2 separate regions of the Homo sapiens genome follow, and region 2 is linked to region 1. Evidence: chromatin contacts called from ENCODE Hi-C or POLR2A ChIA-PET data. All regions are on one chromosome and are shown on one strand. The core of a region is the stretch at or near the end of the contact, and the rest is flanking DNA. Distances in the headings are between cores, read along the strand shown.

Region 1 (5,118 bases), core at 1,499-3,998:
CCCAGTCCCTGTTTTCCTGACCATCATTCTCTTCCCTGCCTCGCCAGCCACTAAGGAACCAAGCAGAGGAGTGAATCGGAGACTAGGGGTGTGAAGACTCCTAAGTTCTGGCCCTGGTTTTGCCTCTGAATTAGCTGGATAACCTTGGACAAGTCACTTTGCTTCTTTATACCCTTACTTCCCCATCTGTAGATTAATGATACTCTATGATCTCTACAGTGAATCTTAACTCCTCCATGTTACGATGCAAATACCTTTGCAGCTATCCCACTCTTTGAGCCATTTATTATGGCCCTTAGTCATTTCTTTCTCCACTCATGTGAGCTCTTGGAGGGCAGGAATCATGTCTGGGGCTGACACTCTATTTCTCCTTGGGGCATCAAAGTGCTGGGAGGCAGAGGACTCAGGGCCTACTGGTGCCATGTTCAATCCCTGTGGCATTGATCTTTAGCTCCCAAAGAAGGAGTATCCTTAGAAAAATGCAGTAACTTCAAATTAAGCATTGTTCAAAGGGGCTGACTCCATCTTCTATCCCTCCAAAGGGCTTCTGAGCCACTTCGGAGCTCAGGACCGTGAGCCAATGAGAGACAAGAGAGGTGGCAGAGGCTCAGGACCACAAGCCAGACTGCTGCTTGCTCTCTGGCTGGGTGAGCCTAAGCAAGTTAATCAACCTCCCTGAACCTCGTTCCCTTCCCTGCAAGTTGGTCATGATAACATTGCCAAGTTAGGGAGGTGGCATGAGGATCAGATGAGGGAATCCATGTGACACATGCAGCTCAGAACCTGGACAGCAGTGAGTGCTCAGTGAATGGAAGCCCATCACAGCCCTCACCAAGGCCACCAGCCTCGACCAGCCCACACCCCCGCCCCAGTCTCTGGTCTGTTCATGAGACATTACCCATGGGAGCTTGTTCTCTTAGTTCAAGTGAGCTGATGCCTGCTCTGTGCCAGCCACTAGTCTAGGAATACGGATGGGAATAAGCAATTCTTGGCTAGAAAGAGGAGTTGAGAACATCAAGAGCACAAACCAGATGAGGCCAAACAAGGAGGTCCCAATTCTGACAGTCAGATGGGATGCTTCCCAAAGAGACACCATCCCTAACCCCCTACCAACCTGTGATTGGTTCCATGCAAAGAACCCTCTCATGGTACAGCAGACCCTCCGCCCAGTGGACAGTGCCACCTGCCCTGGGGAGAATGCAAGCCACCAGGCAATAAATTTCAGCTCTTGTTACCACCTCTCCATTCTCCTCCATCGCTCCCTCTTGATCTCCCCTCTCTGCTGACAACAAGATATGGCTGGCATTTAGTTGAGGATTTAAAATCAGGAAAGCTTCTCCCTACCTTCAGGCTGGAAGCTCGCTCCCCTGGCTCTCTGAGGCCTCTTGAAGCCGGGCGTTTGCTGAGTGCCAGGAGACCAGCTCCTGAAACCGGAAGGGGCCTGCATTGTTGGACTAAAATAGCAAATGTGCAACATGAGTCTCTTCAGGGGCCTTCAGCGGGCTGGCAGCTTCCGGTGGGTACTCTACACAGGCCACAGGGAAGCAAACTGGAGTGGCCCTCCCTGCCACTTGAGAGAGCCCTTCTATGTACATGACTGTTCTGTCCCTTAGCTAGATTAGTTCATCCAACTGAAAATGGACTTTAGCTGTGCCTAGCAAAAAAGAAAAAAAAATGGCATGTCTGAGTCAAATAAAGCATGCTTAGACACAGGGCCCGTGCGCTTCTCGACTGACATAAATCTCATCTGGGGCTTGCTGCCCTGGATCTCCCAGGACAAAAGAGACCTCCCAAAGCCAAAAGGAGCCCTCTCTCATGGATGGCAGCCACACCCTGACCCATGAGGCCAGAACACGGAGCCCCAGAATGTCGCTTCTCCTCCCCGGTGGCAGTCAATTGATTACTTGTCAGTTTCCAAAATGGTCTCATCTCCAGAAGAAACAATGCACGAAAAAGCAGTTCTGAAAAGAGAATTAAGAGCTTGTTAGACACGGGCCTCAGGTCAGGATAGGTGGCCTATCTGGGGGGCCTTCGAGGAGGCATGCTGCGATTGTTTTTAAGCCAGCCCTCTCCCCTGCAGTTCTCGCTTAATGAAGCTGCTGTACAAGCCCCTTGGAGGGCCCGCATACTGCAAAGTAGTGCCAAGTGTCCCGTTACTGTAAACGGCCTTTTATTTTTAAACTAATGCTATATTTGGAAAGCAGTAATCCTGGGGAAATGATACTGGGACTAATGGGGAACATATTACCTTTCATGTGTTTTTTTCATGTTTAAGGTTTCTTTGTTATTATCTGAGTAGCAAGGCTCTGCACACACTCTTGGGCAAAAAATCAAAATAAGCCTTAAAGCAATAATATTTTAATAAGCATCAAATGTCTTCAATGAGATAAAAGTATTATATGGTGTTTTGATATTGGGCTTTAGTTAAAACCTCATTAAAAAAAGAAAATTTCTCAGATATATTGGGGTAGGGGGGGCAGTAATGTATTTTTAAATTCAGGTGGAGAAAAAGTTCCAGTTCAGGTCAATTATGCTAATTAAATGCCACAAATGACTGAAATTGCCCGCAAATGGACATTATTATTTGTTGCTTTCACTGCTTCCCATTGATCAAAAACAGCAGCTAATGACATTTGAGCCTGCAAAGGCCAAAGCTCCAGTCTGAATAAACATCGGCTGCCTGGACACCAATCACAGCCCTTGGGGTGGGAGAACTAAGCTCTTGTCCAGCTTGCGTCCAGCCCTGTCCTCTTCCCGGGTGAGGTTTCCAACAGCCGAGGCGGCAGTCACCTCTCTGAAGCTCAGATTAGTTTCGTCAATGAATGCTTGGTCCTGTTCCCAGCCCCAACTGGGAAGTGCTGGGGGGTGCAAGTTATGAAATGAAACTAAGTCTTTGATTTCTTCACCCATGGCCAGAGACCCAGCTAGAATCATGAGCTCTTTAGAACTGAAAGGAAGAAACTTGAAGATCCTTCCTTGGTTATATAAAATGAGGAAACTGAGGCTCAGAGAGGGGAAGTGACCTGCCCGAGGGCACACAGCAAGCTACTTGCAGAGCCAAGAATAGAACAGCAGTTTCCTGATTCTCAGTCCATGCCCCCTCACGTGCTCTCCTCTCCAATATTGTAATATAAAAGAGAACTTCAACTTTCCCTCCGCTACCTCATAGCAAATTTCCCTCCGTTTTCTCTTGTAACTGCATGTCAAATCTTAGTTGGGGGCTTCAGCACAAACTAACCTGACTCCAAGATTGGAATCAGGCCACGTGTAGTAGCACTTGAATCTGTCTTCTCCTCTGGTTGACCTAAAAGGGGAGTCTAATTTCAGTTACAAAATGAAATGCAGTTGACTGTGGATGGATGGGACATTGGAGCATGATGCGGCGGGGAGGGGGTATGGAATCCGTGGTTTCAGGCCCATCTGTGAACTCTATGATCCTGACTTTATCTCCTGAGCTAAAGTAGAAACCATACTCCAAGCTGCTACCAGTCGTTTCTACCTCAAGGTAAATAAACCATCTCGGAAGAATGCAGTGGCTTCAAGTTAAACATTGTTCAAAGGAATTGACTCCATCTTCTATCCCTCCAAGGATCTTCAGAGCCACTTCGGAGCTCAGGACTGTGAGCCAATAGTGCAGGAGAAGGAGTCAAAGGAGATCAAAATCCTGGGAAGGGGCTGGAGGTGGTGGCCCACGCCTGTAATCCCAGCACTTTGGGAGACCGAGGCAGGCGGATCACGAGGTCAGGAGTTCGAGACCAGCCTGGCCAACATGGTGAAACCCGTCTCTACTAAAAATACAAAAATTAGCTGAGTGTGGTGTGTGGTGGTGCACACCGGTAATCCCAGCTACTCAGGAGGCTGAGGCAGGAGAATCGTTTGAACCTGGGAGGTGGAGGTTGCAGTGAGCCAAGATTGCGCCACTGCACTTCAGCCTAGGTGACAGTGTGAGACAACGTCTCAAAAAAAAATCCTGGGAGGGGGAGGGGATAGAAGACTGGAGGATGGGTGGTTAAGGATGTCACAGTGACCCACCGATGTGGATCCTGAAGGCCATGACCCCTGCTTTTCCTCAGCCTGCTTGATTTCCAGGCGTGGTTGCGTGGGAACCCTCCCCCACAGCTCAATCAGAGCTGCAGCTGACATGAAGACAGCCCTACCCTCCTGAGGGCTTCAGGAATCCTTGGTTCTGCTCCAGCCTCTATCTCAGACATGTGACTCTGAGCAATTCGCTGGCCCTCTGGGCCTCAATTTGCTGATCTGCAAGATGGGAGGGCTTGGTCTGGAAGGTTTTAGGTTGAATGGCTCCCCAGGAACAGTTCCTGGGTCTTGGGAACATAGAGCAGGCAGCCAAGTCCCTAGAGATATACAGGTAATTCCTAGCCACAGGTAATCCTGAAGTCCTATTTGGGCTTTATAGGGAGAGTCTGGGGATGTCTTTGAAGTGCCAGGGTCAGATCAACTATCTGAATTTGGTTTGCCTCACAGTCATGAAATGAAACCACTTTTGGGTAACAGTAGAAAAGGGGAGGGAGGGAGTACCCAGCTCAATCCAGGCCTCGGCCAAGGGTTTGACCTGCATCATCTGATTAATCCTTAAAAGGGCCCTCTTACGAGGCAGCAACCTTCATGTTCTCCATTTTTGGATGGGAAAACTAAGGCCAGGATGCTGAAGTCATGGCACTATTCAGGACCGAGGCCAGTGTGAAGGCCCAGGCACACAGCTCAATGTCCTGGCCTGGTACTGAGTGCTTCTCCCTCTGCCCACGTGGCCTGGGAGGAAAAGACCCCAAGAGGGCTGGGGCCAAGCCCGCAAGGCAGGTGCTCCCCACTGCTCTGTGTATTCTGCTCCCAAGACAGCCCCAGGTGGCTGGGGCCAATCCCCAGGGAGGGCCTGGGACAGACCTCGGGTCCTCCTGGGGTCAGAGCCAGAGACTACTGCAGGTGGCTGCTAGGGGGTCCCAGGGACCTGGGAGCAGAGCCTTCTGCACAGACTGGGCAAACACCAGTACATGTGCCTGAAGGGAAGCAAATTTGAGTTACTGAAAAGTAAAAAGTGCTTATTGAGCTGCACATTATGTCATATATGGTGTAGATTACAACTGGGAATGATCCTGTATC
Region 2 (4,785 bases), core at 1,591-4,090, 55 kb after region 1:
TTTAAACTGTGCTCTCTTGCTCTTGGTCAAATAGTGTGTGTGTGTGTGTGTGTGTGTGTGTGTGTGTCCATGTGCTGTGGACATGTGCTGTGAAGTCACTGAAAATTATTTTTTCTCTGACAGCATTCCTTTAGGGACAATCTGTCCCCCATTCTATAATAATCCCATTGGGTCCATGCAGTTCGGATGGGTCTGACCCTAAACCAGCAGGCACAATACCCAATTTGGCCAATCAGATTCCTCTCACCATTTATTTTTCAGTCACCAGAAAAGATGGTATGATTTCCCACTGGGTTTTTAAGCAAGAAAGGTACAAGCCTTCTACTGCTGGTGGTCTCTTTGCCACCAGGCAGAGAGAGCCTGCCTGAGAAGAAGCAATTCAGAGGAAAGTGCAACCGGGGCATGAAGAGAAGTGGGTTCTCTTCATGGACCACTGGGCCACTGCACCTGGCCCAGTTTAAGCTCTTCAATCCACTCAAACAAACACATTAATTGGGATTGTTAATTGCATTTATGGCAACCAAATATCTTACTCTGTTACAGACTGGCGTCAGCAGGAAAGATCAGCTCTGCCATTTGAAACACCCAACTGCTACCTTCTCTCAGAAATCAAAAGGCAAGTTACCTTCCTTTTGTTAATCATCTCTTTTCTTACAAGATTTCACCTTTTGTTTTTCTGCACTTTACAAAAAAAAGTTTAAAGTTTCAGTCCAATCCAAAAAAAAAGCAGCCCTAGGATGCTAGTCCTACTAGCATCACTTGAGCTCCTGGATACAGCTGTGCCTGAAGTATACATTGGGACTCTCAATTACCTGAGCCAATCATTATGTCTCCTTTTCTGCATAAGGCAATAAGAATTGGGTTTGTATCACTTAACTGAAAAAATTCTAGCTAACGCAGGCAATTGAGGCAACATTTTTGGCCCTTCTTCTATTCTTCTCCACAATGCCAATGAGAAAGGTAGGCAACACAATGAAGTTCGGGAGCAGGAAAAGGACGAGCCACCATAAAAGAGAGTGCAGCCCTTTTATCAAGACGATAGGGGCCTGATGTAGTGGCTCACACCTCTAATTCCAGCACCTTGGGAGGCTCTGGTGGGAGGATCACCTGAGGCCAAGAGCTTGAGACCACTACCAGCAACATAGCAAGACTGTCTCCAAAAAAAATTGAACCAGGACTGGTGGTGTGCACCTGCCTGTAGTCCTAGATATTCTGGAAGCTGAGATGAGAAGATTGCTTGAGCCCAGGAGTTTGAGGTTACAGTGAGCTATGATTGTACCACTGCACTCCAGCCTGGGCAACAGAGTGAGACCTTGTCTCTAAAAAAGACAGTGGGGCTGTGATGAGGAGATGTGGCCTGGTGCTGAGCCCTGCAGATCTCCAGCATCCATCACATTTAACTGGGGAGACCGCAGGGCTTTACTGCAGAGCTTGTAGCCTCCATCAAAAGGAAGTCAGGGTTTCAGAGAGTCCTCCAAATCAAGCAGTGTACTGGCTTGGACTGGGGAAAGTGACAACCTACTCAAAAGGAAAAGCTCCCTGAGCCTAAACAGTCCTTGGGATTTGCAATGGGTCATTGTGAGGACATTGAGTGATGTCGAGGTACCCCGTGTATTGTGGTGTTGGGTTCATGGAGGTTCACCGTGATGATTCAGTGCAGCCTCGTCTTATTTGCTGGCTAGGTACTAAAACCAGTTTTAAGGTCAGCATCACAGATGGAGTAACGTGGAACTGCCACTAGTCTCTACAGGGCTTTGGCACAAATTGGAAAAAGGTACCGCCTTTGGATAGACAAATTAGAAAAAGGTATCTCTTCTAGACAGAAGACTGCAGCAGAGTGCAGGGCTTGGAAAGAGTACTTCTAGCAGGAATTTAATTGCCATTTGTCCCCTTAGGCAGCACTTTGTGCAGTGCACAGACTGGACAATGGTATGTGGCAGCCCTGAGTAGAGACTCCCTAATCAGCCCCCACTAACTAACTCTGATCCATTGGCTGCTCTTCCTGGCCTCTGTAAAACATCCTAGGGCATGCGTGTCCATAGCCATCTGAATGCTCAGGATTGGTGCATTTCATACTCTCTAGTATTTCCATGCACCTCTGCTTCCCCAGCTGAGTTTAATGTTTACCATGAACCCACCAGATTAGTGGTTTGGGTATACCCAAACCTGCTTATACCACGACATTGCCATGAACTAATTTAACAGAAAAGTATGGCAGCCAATGAAATAGGAAGAAGCAAAGAGAGCATAGTGGTATCTATGAAAACTAAAAGCATACTTTGGAATTATAAAGGCAAGTTGCTAAAAAAAAATCCTTAAAATTAAGGAATTATTTGGGGGTAATAGAAATGCATTGTAGCTTGATTGTGTTTCACAGCTGTATAAGACTGTATCCAACTGTTTAATGACATTGAATTATGTGTTGTAACTAGATGCAGTTGATTATATGTAAATTATTCCTCCATAAAGTTGATAGGAAAAATACTAAGTGCAAGTGAGACAGAATAAAAGATAGGAGAAGAAACATAAAACTCCCAAAGAGGCTTGCAATCTGATTGTTCTTCAGGTGTCTTTAAGATCTGGCTTCACCTTAAGAAAACCACAACTGGAAATTGTAAATGATGTGCATTTGGCTTAGGCAAGAAAGAGAAGCCGGAACTCCAAAGACCAAACCCATTCCTTTAAGAAAAGCCTTGGTTCTACATCAAAAGATTGGTAAAGAAAATGTATACTTACCATGTTTAAATTTTGTTTGTTTCGTTTTGTTTTTGTAGATGGAGTCTCGCTCTGTCACCCAGACTGGAGTGCAGTGGCGTGATCTCAGCTCACTGCAACCTCTGCCTCATGGGTTCAAGCGATTCTCGTGCCTCAGCCTCCCCAGGTAGGTGGGATTACAGGCACGTCACCATGCCCGGCTAATTTTTGTATTCTTAGTAGAGACAGGGTTTCACCATGTTGGCCAGGCTGGTCTCGAATGCCTGGCTTCAAGTGATCTGCTTGCCTCAGCCTCCCAAAGTGCTAGGATTACAGGCATAAACCACCATGCCCAGCCACCACGTTTAAATTTTTAAAAGCATTTAGAGTATATGCATATGAATTGTTTTATAAAGTTTCTCCATTTTAACTGATTTTTTTGTGATGAACTGCCAACTTATACCCTGACCCCATCACACAACAAGCCTTCCACAGTGGTCTAGTCATCCTGAAAATCCCGGAAATCATCCTTAAAGGGTGTGGTACTGCCATATCGCAACAAATCCAGCACAACCTATTTTTCCTTTTTTTCTCAAGGGAAACGGTTGCTCTTTCTTCAGTTGAGCCTGTGTGTGTGAGGGTTGCTCTTTCTTCAGTTGCGCCTGTGTGTGTGTGTGAGGGCCACAAAATGCTGGCTCCCACCCTCAGTGTAGGAGCCATGGCTGAGAGGTGCATCCTATGGGAGGCCCTTCCAGAACACAGGCTTTCCCAGGGAAATGCCAGGTGCTACACCATTTACATTGTTCTGTGTGTGTGTGGCCATGTAGCTGAGTTTCTTATAACTTAAATTTTTATATGCTGGGATTCTGCCATATATCCACTTATATACAGCAGTTCATTCTGTATCACTTCTATTACTTCTACCAACTCCAGAGCCACATGCTGTAACGGGCTCTCCCGCTTAGAATCACTAAGCATTAGCAATAGGAGTGTGGTCAATGAGATTATCATCCCAGTCCTTCCTTCTTTAGCATTATAATCCCCCTCTCATTGCTTCACCAGAGCACAGAACTTCTCTGTCCCTAAACATTGGGCTTGGCCGCTGATGTGGCCATGCAGACATGACAGGAGTTGTGGGCTAGCAGGAACAGACATAGACATGGAAATATGCATGCTGTGATGAATGACGCTGGCTTTATTCTGTGGGCAATGGTGAGCCATGAACAGTTTAGGGTTTCCAGCAGCATTACTGTGATTATGACATTGAGCAAACTTTCGCTCAGCTGTCAGAGAATTGGGTAAGACAGGTACTGTAATTTTTTTTTTTAGGACAGAAATGGGTTTGTGCATTTGGCTTGCTGTCTTTTCTTTCTGCCATATGCCATGAAAAGAGCATGCCCTAAGAAACCATTAAAGGAAGTTAAGAGACACAGGGAGAAAACCTCGACCTACCCTACTGTCTGAAATGAAGCCCAGTCAATCCATACCCTAAGACAGTGCTGCCTCAGCCAACTCATATAACCACGAGCTGGAAATGTATGCATTTTTGTTGTATGCAACTGAGACTTAGGAGCCTTTTGTTATGCAGCATTGTGGAATAAAAACCTAACTGATACAAAGGGGAAATGAAAGAGTTTCTAGTCCAACCCACTGATTTTGTAGCTAAAATTATTTACTCTGTAATATATATATTGCTTAGACAGTTTCTGGTCTCAGTTCCATCATCTGTGAAATGAAAATACCATACCTGGCCAGGCACAGTGGCTCACACCTGTAATCCCAGCACTTTGGGAGGCTGAGGCAGGTGGATCACCTGAGGTTGGGAGTTTGAGACCAGCCTGGCCAACATGGGGAAACCGTCTGTACTAAAAATACAAAAATTAGCTGGGCAAGATGGTACACGCCTGTAATCCCAGTTACTCGAGAGGCTGAGGCAGGAGAATCGCTTGAACCCAGGAGGTGGAGGTTGTATGAACCAAGATCATGCCACTGCACTCCAGCCTGGGTGACAGAGTGAGACTCCATCTCAAAAACAAAAAACAAAAAATACTATACCTGTCTTAACCAACTCTGATAGCTGTGCAAAAGTTT

Evidence for each region. Hi-C counts contacts between places; a loop is a spot of excess contacts on that map. ChIA-PET counts read pairs that join two places held with the same protein, here RNA polymerase II (POLR2A). Pooled maps may share reads with other maps.
Region 2: a map of CD14-positive monocyte shows a loop between it and region 1 (2.0-fold over the local background). The contact joins the promoter of LINC02935 here to the enhancer-like site in region 1. A Hi-C loop is called at or near these places in 5 of 168 maps with a recorded cell type or tissue (CD14-positive monocyte, HepG2, aorta and 1 more) and 1 of 50 pooled maps. POLR2A ChIA-PET finds 5 or more read pairs at or near these places in 5 of 52 experiments (H1, HepG2, OCI-LY7 and 2 more).

The regions. Positions count from the first base shown.
Region 1 is chr10:112,833,368-112,838,485 of GRCh38, forward strand. It overlaps a transcript of VTI1A not described here. Among named protein-coding and RNA genes, the nearest start is that of LINC02935, 55 kb to the right of the region's middle. RefSeq lists an enhancer at 1,614-1,703. Within about 2 kb of position 2,749, at least 5 of the 41 ENCODE cell types and tissues checked have a DNase peak (open chromatin) inside an H3K27ac peak, as active enhancers do; they include CD14-positive monocyte, where a contact is called at or near this core.
Region 2 is chr10:112,888,192-112,892,976 of GRCh38, forward strand. LINC02935 (long intergenic non-protein coding RNA 2935) reads left to right here and starts at 2,841. Exons shown (of 3, transcript XR_001747706.2): 1 at 2,841-2,881.